Linked DNA regions of Homo sapiens: region 2 is linked to region 1. Evidence: read pairs that join two places in POLR2A ChIA-PET (ENCODE). Cell type or tissue: K562. All regions are shown on one strand. Links, peaks and the distances in the headings refer to the core of each region. The heading gives the core; the rest is flanking DNA. Region 1 overlaps CARD11 (caspase recruitment domain family member 11). Region 2 has its middle 93 kb from the start of CARD11.

What was found. Peaks named below come from ENCODE experiments on the same cell type or tissue, not always from the same donor. Only the 100,000 strongest peaks of a DNase experiment are listed, where the experiment ranks them.
Region 2: POLR2A ChIA-PET joins it to region 1 with 5 read pairs; 4 of 35 experiments call an interaction of 5 or more read pairs at or near these places.

Annotation. Positions count from the first base shown.
Region 1 is chr7:2,954,021-2,959,396 of GRCh38, forward strand. CARD11 (caspase recruitment domain family member 11) reads right to left here. Exons shown (of 25, transcript NM_032415.7): 2 at 4,480-4,611. The coding sequence starts at 4,486. Among named protein-coding and RNA genes, the nearest start is that of CARD11-AS1, 13 kb to the left of the region's middle. RefSeq lists a silencer at 663-722. In K562, for the core only: no CTCF peak of the experiment used is centred there; DNase peaks (open chromatin) are centred at 1,351, 2,591 and 2,881.
Region 2 is chr7:3,133,774-3,139,149 of GRCh38, forward strand. No RefSeq gene overlaps it. Among named protein-coding and RNA genes, the nearest start is that of CARD11, 93 kb to the left of the region's middle. In K562, for the core only: no CTCF peak of the experiment used is centred there; no DNase peak of the experiment used is centred there; H3K27me3 peaks cover 1,522 bases.

The DNA.
Region 1 (5,376 bases), core at 125-5,124:
AAGGCACAGGCCTAGGAATTAAACAGCAGCTCAAGGCAAGAAGACAGGCAGGTCTGGATAGACCAACCAGCATTTCTTACCAGCTTTCATGAACAAGGAGGTTGTAGTTGGCACATGCCAACCACGTGTTACAAGAGTGCTCAGTGACATAGAAAGCCTTCCTCCCGGGACCCCGGGTGACCCGGTGCAGCCACCTCAGCGGCCTGTCAGCTAAGCAGGAAATAACTAGGGCCAAATCTTCTTTCCAGAGCAGAGATGAAAGGGACCCTCCTACCTCATTGTAGCTCTCTGCAGCCTTGAGCTCCCAGGCTCCAGCAATCCTCCCACCTCAGCCTCCTAAGTAGCTGGGACTATAGGCGCACACCACCATGCCCGGCCAAGGGACCCTTCTACCTCAGATGCAGTGAAATCACAGACCCTGGATCTCGTTGAAACCTGTCCCATCGTTAATGCCCCTTTGCAGCACAGTTGCTTAGCAACCAGGGGTGAAGTTGAACTTGGGAAAGTGGACCAGTTTGTGAGTGCCTGGACTGAAAGGGCCTCTTCAACCTCAGCCGACTTGAGTGAGAACTGGCTCTGTGCTGAGCACTGTGCTGGGAACAGAGGGTGCAAAGACGTTTCGCACACAGACCCTGGGTTGCAAGCTGCTCAGAGGTTGGTGGTAAGTGTCAGCCGCCCACACAAGCCCCGGTGGGAGGAACAGCATCCTCTGGAACCCTGCAGAGAGGGCAGCCACACGCCCTGCTGGCAGAACAGGAAGTGCTTCCCCACTGGGCTGCCCGCGTGCCAGGCACCGTGCCTGACCCTTTATAGAAATTATCTCATTTGGCTGGGCATGGTGATTACACCTGTAATCCCAGCACTTTGGGAGGCCGAGGTGGGCAGATCACTTGAGGTCAGGAGTTCGAGACCAGGCTGGCTAACATAGCGAAACCCCGTCTCTTCTAAAAATACAAAACATCAGCTGAGCATGGTGGCAGGTGCCTGTAGTCCCAGCTACTCAGGAGGCAGAGGCAAGAGAATCACTTGAACCCAGGAGGCAGAGTTTGCAGTGAACCCAGATTGTTCCACTGCACTCCAGCCCTGGCAACAGAGCAAGACTCTGTCTCCAAAAAAAAAAAAAAAGAAATCATCTCATTTAACGACCACAGCGGCTCTGAGAGATGGATGTGCTCACCCTTGTTTTGTAGACAAGGAAACCAAGAACCAGAGAGCCCTAGCAACTTGCTGAGGGTCACATAGCAAATCTAACTGGGGTTCCAGCCCACGCCTCCTTCATGTGAAGACCTCCCTGAGGTTCCCCCTCCTTAGAGAGCTGGGAGCATTTTGAGTGGGAGTTTGCTAGGCAGAGGGACAGGCAAGATAAAGTAGCCTGGTGAAGGGTGAGTTCATATCACAAACACCCGGAGCCATGATCTGGGGGCATCTGTTCTCACTGGAGTGACAGAGTAAGGACGCTATTGCACCTCTGCTCCCAGCAGGGGCTCACCTGCAGACATTTGTTACTGTATGAAAAAAACCTGCAAGGGCTGGAAAACAAGTTGGTTTCACCTAGTAGGGTTGAACATGCAGAACATACATGCCAGGAGTCCCTTCTAGATATCATCCCTAGAGAAATTCTACCCGTGTGCATCCAGAGACCTGTGCAAGAATGTTCAACAGCAGCACCGTGTATCCAAAACCAGAAACCACACACAGACATCGTCCAACAGCGTGGATAAATACACTGTGTATTCAACGCTGGAGCACTCCCCAGCAGTGAACATGGAAAGAAATATGACCATGTGCATAAGCACAGGTGGACCTCAGGAACATGATGCTGAGTGAAAAAGCAAGCCACAGAAGATGCATGGTATAAAACTGTCTATAAGTACTTCAAAAACAGGCTGGGCACAGTGGCTCACGCCTATAATCTCAGCACTTTGGGAGGCCCAGGTGGGAGGATTGCTTGAGGCCAGAAGTTTGAGACCAGCCTGGAAAACACAGCGAGACACCATCTCTACAAAAAATAAAAACAAAGTAGCTGGGCATGGTGGTACACGCCTGTAGTCCCAGCTGCTTGGGAGGTGGGAGGATCACTTGAGCCTAGGAGATCGAGGCTGCAATGAACTACGATGGCACCACTACATTCCAGCCTGGGAAAAAGTGAGACCCTGTCTCTAAAAAATTAAAAAAATATATACATATATATAAAACAAGGCTGAGTGAGATGGCTCATGCCTGAAATCCCAGCACTTTGGGAGGCCGAGACGGGAGACTGGGAGTTTGAGGCCAGCCTGGACGATATAGCAAGACCCCATCTCTACAAAAAAATAAAAACTTAGCTGGGTGTGGGGTTGCGTGCTTGTAGTCCCAGCTACCCAGAAGGCTGAGATGGAAGGATTGCTTAAGCCAGGAGGTTGAGGCTGCAGGGAGCTATCATCATACCACTGTACTCCAGCCTGGGAGACAGAGCAAAATCCTGTCTTAAAAATAATTTTTTTTTTAAACATACAAAACAAAACCCTACTGTTAAGGATATACGGCAAAACTATACCAAGAAACAAGGGGACTGATAAAAATCAGAATGGTGGCTTCCCATGGGGAGGGGCAGCCAGACAGATGTGACCTCGGAAGGTCCCCTGAGGACATTGGTGACACAAGGAATTATGTTATGCTTCAACTGGGGACATGAGTGTCTGTTTCATTGTTCTCTGCCTCATAGATACACATTATATATACATATTTATATGTATGAAATATTTCATGGAAAAAATCTATGGAGAGTGTAGCTAGCCTCAAAAGAAAAAAAATGTCTCAGACGCAATTCGAAATGTATTTTCCCTTCTAACACTTCCCTCTAACTCAGCATGACTCAGCCTCATCACCGGGGATGAACCCAGTGACTCTGTCAAGCTCTGGGCAGTTTCTTTGAAGGCAGTTTTCTCAGAAATGTGCCCAGAGGCCCCGAGGCTCTGAACTTTAACAGCATGGCAGGTTGGATGGCCCGTCCCTACCTAAGTCTTAGCTGGAGCTTGTCGCAACTCGCAACTCAAACCCAACCTTTGGCAGGGTTTGACTTCCAGTGTGAGACAGGTCCTAGGCCACACCAATCTCTTTGCAAATGGCTGAAAAGCAAGTGCCAGACCCCCAGGCTAGGCTCCACAGAAAGGGCTGTGTTGCTCACCTTCCCTGGGAAGCAAAGGACCAGGAGGTGACCCACCTGAGGACGAATTCCATGAGAGTTGCTGGCCTCACGTCCTGACTTACTCATTCAAGACCTCTACTGTGGCTTCCTCTTGCTGTTATGATAAAGTTCCAATCTTTTTTTTTTTTTTTTCTTGAGATAGGGTCCTGCGCTGTTGCCCAGGCTGGAGTGCCGTGGCGTGATCTCAGCTCACAGCAGCCTCTGCCTCCTGAGCTCAAGCAATCCTCCTGCCTCCACCTACTGAGTAGCTGGGACCACAGGCAAACACCACCGTGGCCAGCTAATATTTTAAAAATTATTTTTGTAGAGATGGGGTCTTGCTATGTTGCCCAGGCTGGTCTCAAACTCCTGGGCTCGAGTGATCTTCCCACCTTGGACTCCCAAAGTGCTGGGATTACAGGCATGACCACCATGCCAAGCCATGTTCAACTTTTTTTTTTTTTTTTTTTTTTGAGATAGAGTCTTGCTCTTTCACCCAGGCTGGAGTGCAGTGGCACCATCTGGGCTCACTGCAGCCTCGGCCTCCTGGGTCCAAGGATTCTCCTGCCTCAGCCTCCTGAGTAGCTGGGGTTACAGATGCCCACCACCATGCCTGGCTAATTTTTGTATTTTTTGTAGAGACGGGGTTTCACCATGTTGGCCAGGCTGGTCTCGAACTCTTGACCTCAGATGATCCACTTGCCTCGGCCTCCCAAAGTGCTGGGATTTACAGGTGTAAGCCACTGTGCCTGGCCCATGTTCAGCATCTTGATCTTGATCTTCAGGCCCTGCAAGGTTTGCTTTCTGCCAGCCCCTCAATCTTATCACAACTACATCCCCGGCCTGCCAGCCTTTTCTCTGATGGTCTCCCAAGCTCCGGCTGGTGTCACAGCCTGATCTCTGCCCCTCTCTCCCTTCACTACTCCCGCCCCTCCGCCAAGTCTCAGGTCACCATCACTTGCGTTTTTTCCAATATAAAGGAACGGCCAGGCACAGTGTCTCCTGCCTGTAATCAGTGCTTTGGGAGGCAGAGACAGGGAGATCGCTTGAGGCCAGGAGTTTGAGACCAGTCTGGGCAACGGAGCAAGGCCCTGTCTCTACAAAAAATTTAAAAAATTCACCAGATTTGGTTGTGTGTGCCTGTGGTCCCAGCTACTTGGGAGGCTAAAATGGGAGGATCACTTGAGCCAAGGAGGTGGAGGGCTGCAGTATGTTATGATCACATCACTGCACTCCAGCCGCAGTGATAGAACAAGACCCTGTCTCTCCATAATATATAGAGAGGTATAGAGGGGATAACAGATGCCGAGTACCTGGCATGGAGGGGTGCTCACACACAGGGGCTGCTATCCCGCCATTGGGGTGTGACTTCTACACTTTCCGGCTGGATCTTGTCGTCCCTTGAGCCAGGCTCCCGTTGCATCTGGACTTGCAGTGCTTGGGATCTGAAAAGGAAGAGATAATCAGCCTTGGAGCAGGAGGCGGAGGATGGAGAGAAAGGGAATCGTTCTGGGATCAAAGAGATGTTCTGCTTTGGAAGAAAAGGCCAGGAAGTCCTGAGGGGCGTGTCACCCTCGATGACACTGGCAGAGTGGACCACACCAGGGGCTGCAGGGGGAGAGGGGCTTCTGTTCCACCCTGGGGAGTGGACAGCCTGGGAGGCCACTGACACAGGTCCTGACACCCCTGGAGATGGGGAGGAGGGAAGATGGCAGCCTTGGGCATGCTCGTGGCCAGTGTGGAAGATCTTTGATGGAAAAGGCTTTGATGGAAACCTCTGCAGACTGGAGCCGCTCTAATCAGCTGCTAATTCATTAGGTCAAAAGCAGCAAACCCCGTTCCCAAACCCCGAAGAGTTCCCGTCACTGTGAATTATGTCTTTAGCCTCCAGCCTGCCATGGGTTTGGGCAGGAACACGCGGTAGCCCACACACGCTGTAATTTCCCAAGGGCAGTGTTCCTTATGGTGACTGACGAGGCCACCGCTAATGCCCCACTCAGCCATCCAGGAGCCCAGCTGGGGGTTTGGGTTTTTTGGGGAAGGGTCAGTTCTCCTTCTGGAGAAAGGAGGCCAGGATCTCACTCTGTTGCCCAGGCTGGAGTGCAGTGGGACAATCATGGTAAGAGGGAAAGGTGGGGTTCAAACCCTTGTACGGTGGAAAGAGCCTTATGCCTGTCCCCAAAGCTGCTTGGAACCTGGTGGGGGGCAGG
Region 2 (5,376 bases), core at 147-5,146, 180 kb after region 1:
GCTAAATTTACTAGTTGTAGGAGGATTTTTTTTTTTGGTGGATTCCTTAAGATTTTCTACATATAGGATGATGCCATCTGTGACTAAAAAAGTTTTACTTCTTTCTTTCCAATCTGGATGTCTTTATTTTATATATTTTTAGCTTTATTTTACTGGCTCGAATCTTCAGTAAATTCCCGAATGGAAGTGGTGAGAATGAATGTCTTTGCTTCATTTCCAAGCTTTGGGAAAAGCATTCAGTCTTTCACCATTAAGTATAACGTTAGCTGTGGGTTTTCTGTGGTGCACTTCATCAAGTTGAGGAAGTTCCCTCTTATTCCTAGTTTGTGGATGGTTTTTGTCATGAATGGGTGTTGGATTTTGTCGATTGCTTTTTTTGTGTCTACTAATTCACTATCTGAACGTGCCATCTGTTTCCTGCCAGGACCCTAAAAAATAAAAAATGCTCGCTGCAAAGTGAAAATTTATGTGATGAAGGTGGATTCCCTAGTCCCTACTCAATGAATTATTGCACTGACTTGATGCCCATTCTCTCAGCTTTTTAGCTTCAAGAGATTTGGTTTTAAAATATATCCACTAGGCCGGGCACTGTGGCTAACGCCTGTAATCCTAGCACTTTGGGAGGCCGAGGTGGGTGGACTGCCTGAGCTCAAGAGTTCGAGACCAGCCTGGACAACACAGTGAAACCCTGTCTCTACTAAAATACAAAAAATTATCTGGGCCTGGCAGCGCATGCCTGTAATCCCAGCTACTCGGGTGGCTGACGCAGGAGAACCCCTTGAATCCGGGAGGCGGAAGTTGTAGTGAGCCGATATTGTGCCACTGCACTCCAGCCTGGGCGTCTCCAAAAAAAACATATCTATATATCTATATATATCTCCACTAGTAATTTGATACTCCTTCCTTCCAAAATGGAGCCTAATTCTCCTCCTTCTGAGTGTGAACTAGACTCAGTGAATTGCTTCTAGGGAACAGAATATGGCAGAAATGATGGCGTATGGTTTCTGAGACTAGGTGATAGGAGGCGTTGTGGTTTCTACCTCATGATTCACTCTGAGAGAAACCAGCCGCCATGTTGTGACATCACTCAAGGAGCTCCATGGGAAGTTCCACCAAGTGAAGCCTCTGTGACTGAGTCACTTTGGAAGAGAATCCTCAAGTCTTCTGACTGTAGCCCCAGCCAACATCTGACTGCAAACCCATGATACAAATCCAGCCAGAACCACCCAGTTAAACTGCTCCTGAATTCCTGACCCCCGGGAACCACAAGGTAATAAACGACTATTGTTCTAAGCCACTGTGTGTTGGAGTGATTTGTTATGCAGCGTTTGACAATACAAAAGACATTGCCACCTTCTCTCAGAATTTGTTAAGCTCTAAAAATGACAAAGATGGGTCTGAAGGAACAAGGATTTCTGGACCTGGAGGCTCTTTCAGAAGTTAGATCCCATGAGGATGGGGCATTGCTCTAAGAAGAGGTTGGTGAGCATTGTATGTGAAAACACTTCGTAGGTGATAAATACGGCATAAACACATTATTGTTACTGGAAGGTTTGTTATAGCCTTCAAGCTTACACTCGATGTCATCTTAGCCGGCATCCTTCTTTCTATCCCAACACATCAGGTCTTTGATAATTTGTGTTCTTCTAAGAAAGGACCCCCAGGGTCCTGCCCTCCCAGGACCGACATGCTGACCAGGCACTTGATGTGGACATGTCAGACCACCCACATTCTACTTCCTTCAGTTGCTTTTTCTAGAATGCCAGCCAGGAGGGACGGGTACACTCTGAATTTTGATCTCATGTGGGTGGGTGATCTGCTTTCTAATTAAAGTTCCCTGCCCGGCCCCTTCTGCGGAACGTTTCACCCAGGAGAAAAGACCTGAAGCAATTGTGTCAAAGGGTAGGAAAGCATTTACACAGCAAGGGAGATCTTGCTTAGCAATTGGGGGAGAAAGAGAGAGAAAGATTTGCCTCCAGCTGCCATTCTGAACTGTACCGTTTGTACAAAGTGGAACGTAAGTTTCTGTTTTCTGAAAAGGGGACAAGTTGCTATTGATAAAGCAGGAGGTCACATCCATCTCCATTTGCATACAAATTACTTTCTCATCTACTTTCCAAGGGGGAGAAAGAGCTGCTTTATCGTTCTCAGAGGGAGCAAACTCTCCACGGGTTGCCTTGTATATTTGTCAGAACTTTTTGGATGCAAGTGACAGACACTCAACCCAACCCTGAGTAGCTTATGCAAAACTGGTAACTTTTTTTTTTTTTTTTTTTTTTTTGAGAGTTTCGCTCTTGTTGCCCAGGCTGGAGTGCAGTGGAGCCATCTCAATTCACTGCAACCTCCGCCTCCTGGGTTCAAGCGATTCTCCTGTCTCAGTTTCCAGAGTAGCTGGTACTACAGGCGTGTACCACCATGCCCAGCTAATTTTTGTATTTTTAGTACAGACGGGGTTTCACCATGTTGGCCAAGATGTTCTCGATCTCCTGACCTTGTGATCCACCCACCTCAGCCTCCCAAAGTGCTGGGATTACAGGCGTGAGCCACTGCACCCGGACACTAAACTGGTCATTTTTGATCTATCTCATCAAATCACAAAAGTAGAAAAGTCTTTCACTTAATAGGGGATGCAAATGCCATCTTCCATCTTATCTCCTCTTTTATCTAATCAACTGCCTTTATTCTCTCCCCAGAAGCTAAACCCATGGCCACATGGATATCTCCAAACTTGAACTCGAGCCTGCTGTATCCGGCTCTGTACGTGCTATGGCTATTTGGATATCTGGTAGGGCTGTCAAGCTGAGTGTGTTGAAGCTGTTTAGGATCTTGCTCTTGTAACCTGCTCCCCCTCCTCCAGTGTTTTCCTGTCAGAGTAGATGGCTCCACTTGCCACCTCCTTGGGCAGCTGCATAAGCCAGAAACCTGAGCATCACCTCTGACCCCTCCCTCCCTCATCCCCACACAGCCAATGAGTAAATACGACTGGGGTCCAGGTGCCTCTTTCTTACCACAATTTTTATATTTTATCTTAATTTTTATTTTTTTGAGACAGGGTCTCACTCTGTTGCCCAGGCTGGAGTGCAGTGCTGTGATCCCAGCTCACTGCAACCTCCGCCTCTCAGGCTCAAGCAATTCTCATGCCTCAGCCTACCAAGTAGCTGAGATTACTGGAGCACACCACCACACCCCTGCTAATTTCTGTATTTTTCGTAGAGACAGGGTCTCACCATGTTGGCCAGGCTGGTCTTGAACTCCTGACCTCAAGTGATCCACCCATCTGAGCCTCCCAAAGTGCTGGGATTATATGAGCCAACGCGCCCAGCCCAGGTGGCTATTTCTAGTCCCCCTGCCACTCCCTAGTCCAGGCCATCATCCCTGCAGTGTGGACTAGGGTAACCATGTTCCAACGAGTTCCTTTCCCATCTATTCCTGCCTCCCTCTGATTTGTTCTCCATAGGATTGCCATAAATGTCCAGAAAAATGCAAATTAGATCCTGGCAAGCCCCTACTGCATGCTCTCCTCTCACCATTAGGATAAAACTCCAACTCCTCACCATGACGTGATCCCAGCCCTGCCTGTCTTACGCCAGTGGCCACTTTCCTCTCTGCCGTCCGCACAGCAGCAGCTCTGCTCCTGTCCACTCCATGACCTCGAAGCATACGGTTTCCCCTGCCCAAATGTTCTTTCCTCCTGCTTTACCTGCCTAGCTCCCCTTCACACTTCAGAGCTAGAATCCCCTAGGAAACTTAGGTGAGAGGATGGCTTGAAACCAGGAGTTCATCAGCCTGGGCAACACAGTGAGAGCCCTGTCCCTACAAAAACAAACAAACAAACAAACAAACAAACAAAACAACAAATTCACTGGGTGTGGTGACACAGGCCTGTGGTCCCAGCTACTCTGGAGGCTGAGGCAGGAGGATCCCTTGAGCCTGAGAGTTGGAGGCTGCTTTGAGTTGTGATAGCGCCACTGCATTCCAGCCTAGGTGACAGAGCAAGACCCCATCTCTTTAAAAAAAAAAAAAAAAAAATTTCAGTGTTGGCCAGGCTTGGTGGCTCATGCCTGTAATCTCAGCACTTTGGGAGGCTGAGGTGGGCAGACCATTTGAGCCCAGGAGTTTGAGACCAGCCTAGACAACATGGCAAAACCTCATCTCTACAAAATATACAGAAATTAGCCAGGTGTGGTGGAACATGCCTGTAGTCCCAGCTACTTGGGAGGCTGATGTGGGATAATGACTTGAGTCCAGGAGGTGGAGGTTACAGTGAGCCAATATTGCACCATACACTCCAGCCTGGGTGACAGAGCCAGACCTTGTCTCAAATCTACAGATAGGCAATAAATTTAAAATTATTACATGAACTTGTTGACATTCCTCTCTCCAAAATGGAGCCCAATTCGCCTCCCATTAAATGGGGATGGACTTAGTAACTTCTAATAGAGTACTTCTAATAAATAGAAGTGGCAAGGTGTGACTTCTGAAGCTAAATTATAAAAGGCATTGTGTGAATTCCTCTTTGTGTTCTCTCTTGGATCACCGGCTCTGGGAAGAGCCGGCCGCCATGTTGTGAGAACACTCAAGCAGCCCTCTGAGGAAGCCCCCATGGTGAGGAGCTGTGGCCTCCTACCAACAGCCATGCGAGTGAGTTTGGAAGTGGATCCTCTAGTCTCAGTTGAGCCTTTGGATGATGCAGCCCTGGCCAGCATCTTGATTGTATCCTCATGAGAGTCCCCGAGCCAGAACCACTCAGCTAAATCACTTGCAAATTCCTGGCCCAAAGAAACTGACATAATAAACGTGTATTTTTTTAAGCCATTAAGTTTTCTAGCAATTTGTTATACAGAATTAGACAATATAGCAACTTCTTAGATCATTCTTACAGCCTTTATGACATTTATATTCAAATAATTAACTGTGGAATGCATGGTTTGGAAATGTCTGTTGCAGTCCCTGCTGTACCCTCAGGGTCCTGACCTGGTAAATGCTTATAGAACTGAACTTCATGCTGGGAGACAGTGGTATGCCAGGCAAAACAGACACCTGAAGCCCATTGTTTCTAATATGCCTCTCCTCTATAGACAAAATCATTTTCTATCACCATGATGCAACAGATACTGTTTGAATGCAGTAAAATCTCTCTCGTATACACTAACATTTGCACATATGGAACAAAACATGACACTTCTCTGTTCTTTTGTTTTGCTGTTTTAATTGTAAAATAAAAACTCCAAGTGGTCACAAGGAAAGGCAGAATTAAAGTAATTCAAATTCTCTTTGTCTTCATAATGACTGTGCTATTGTTTATTTTGAATCTACTAAACACAGTTGATATGTAATATGCAATGCCACAGGGGATGGGGACCTGAACTCCACACC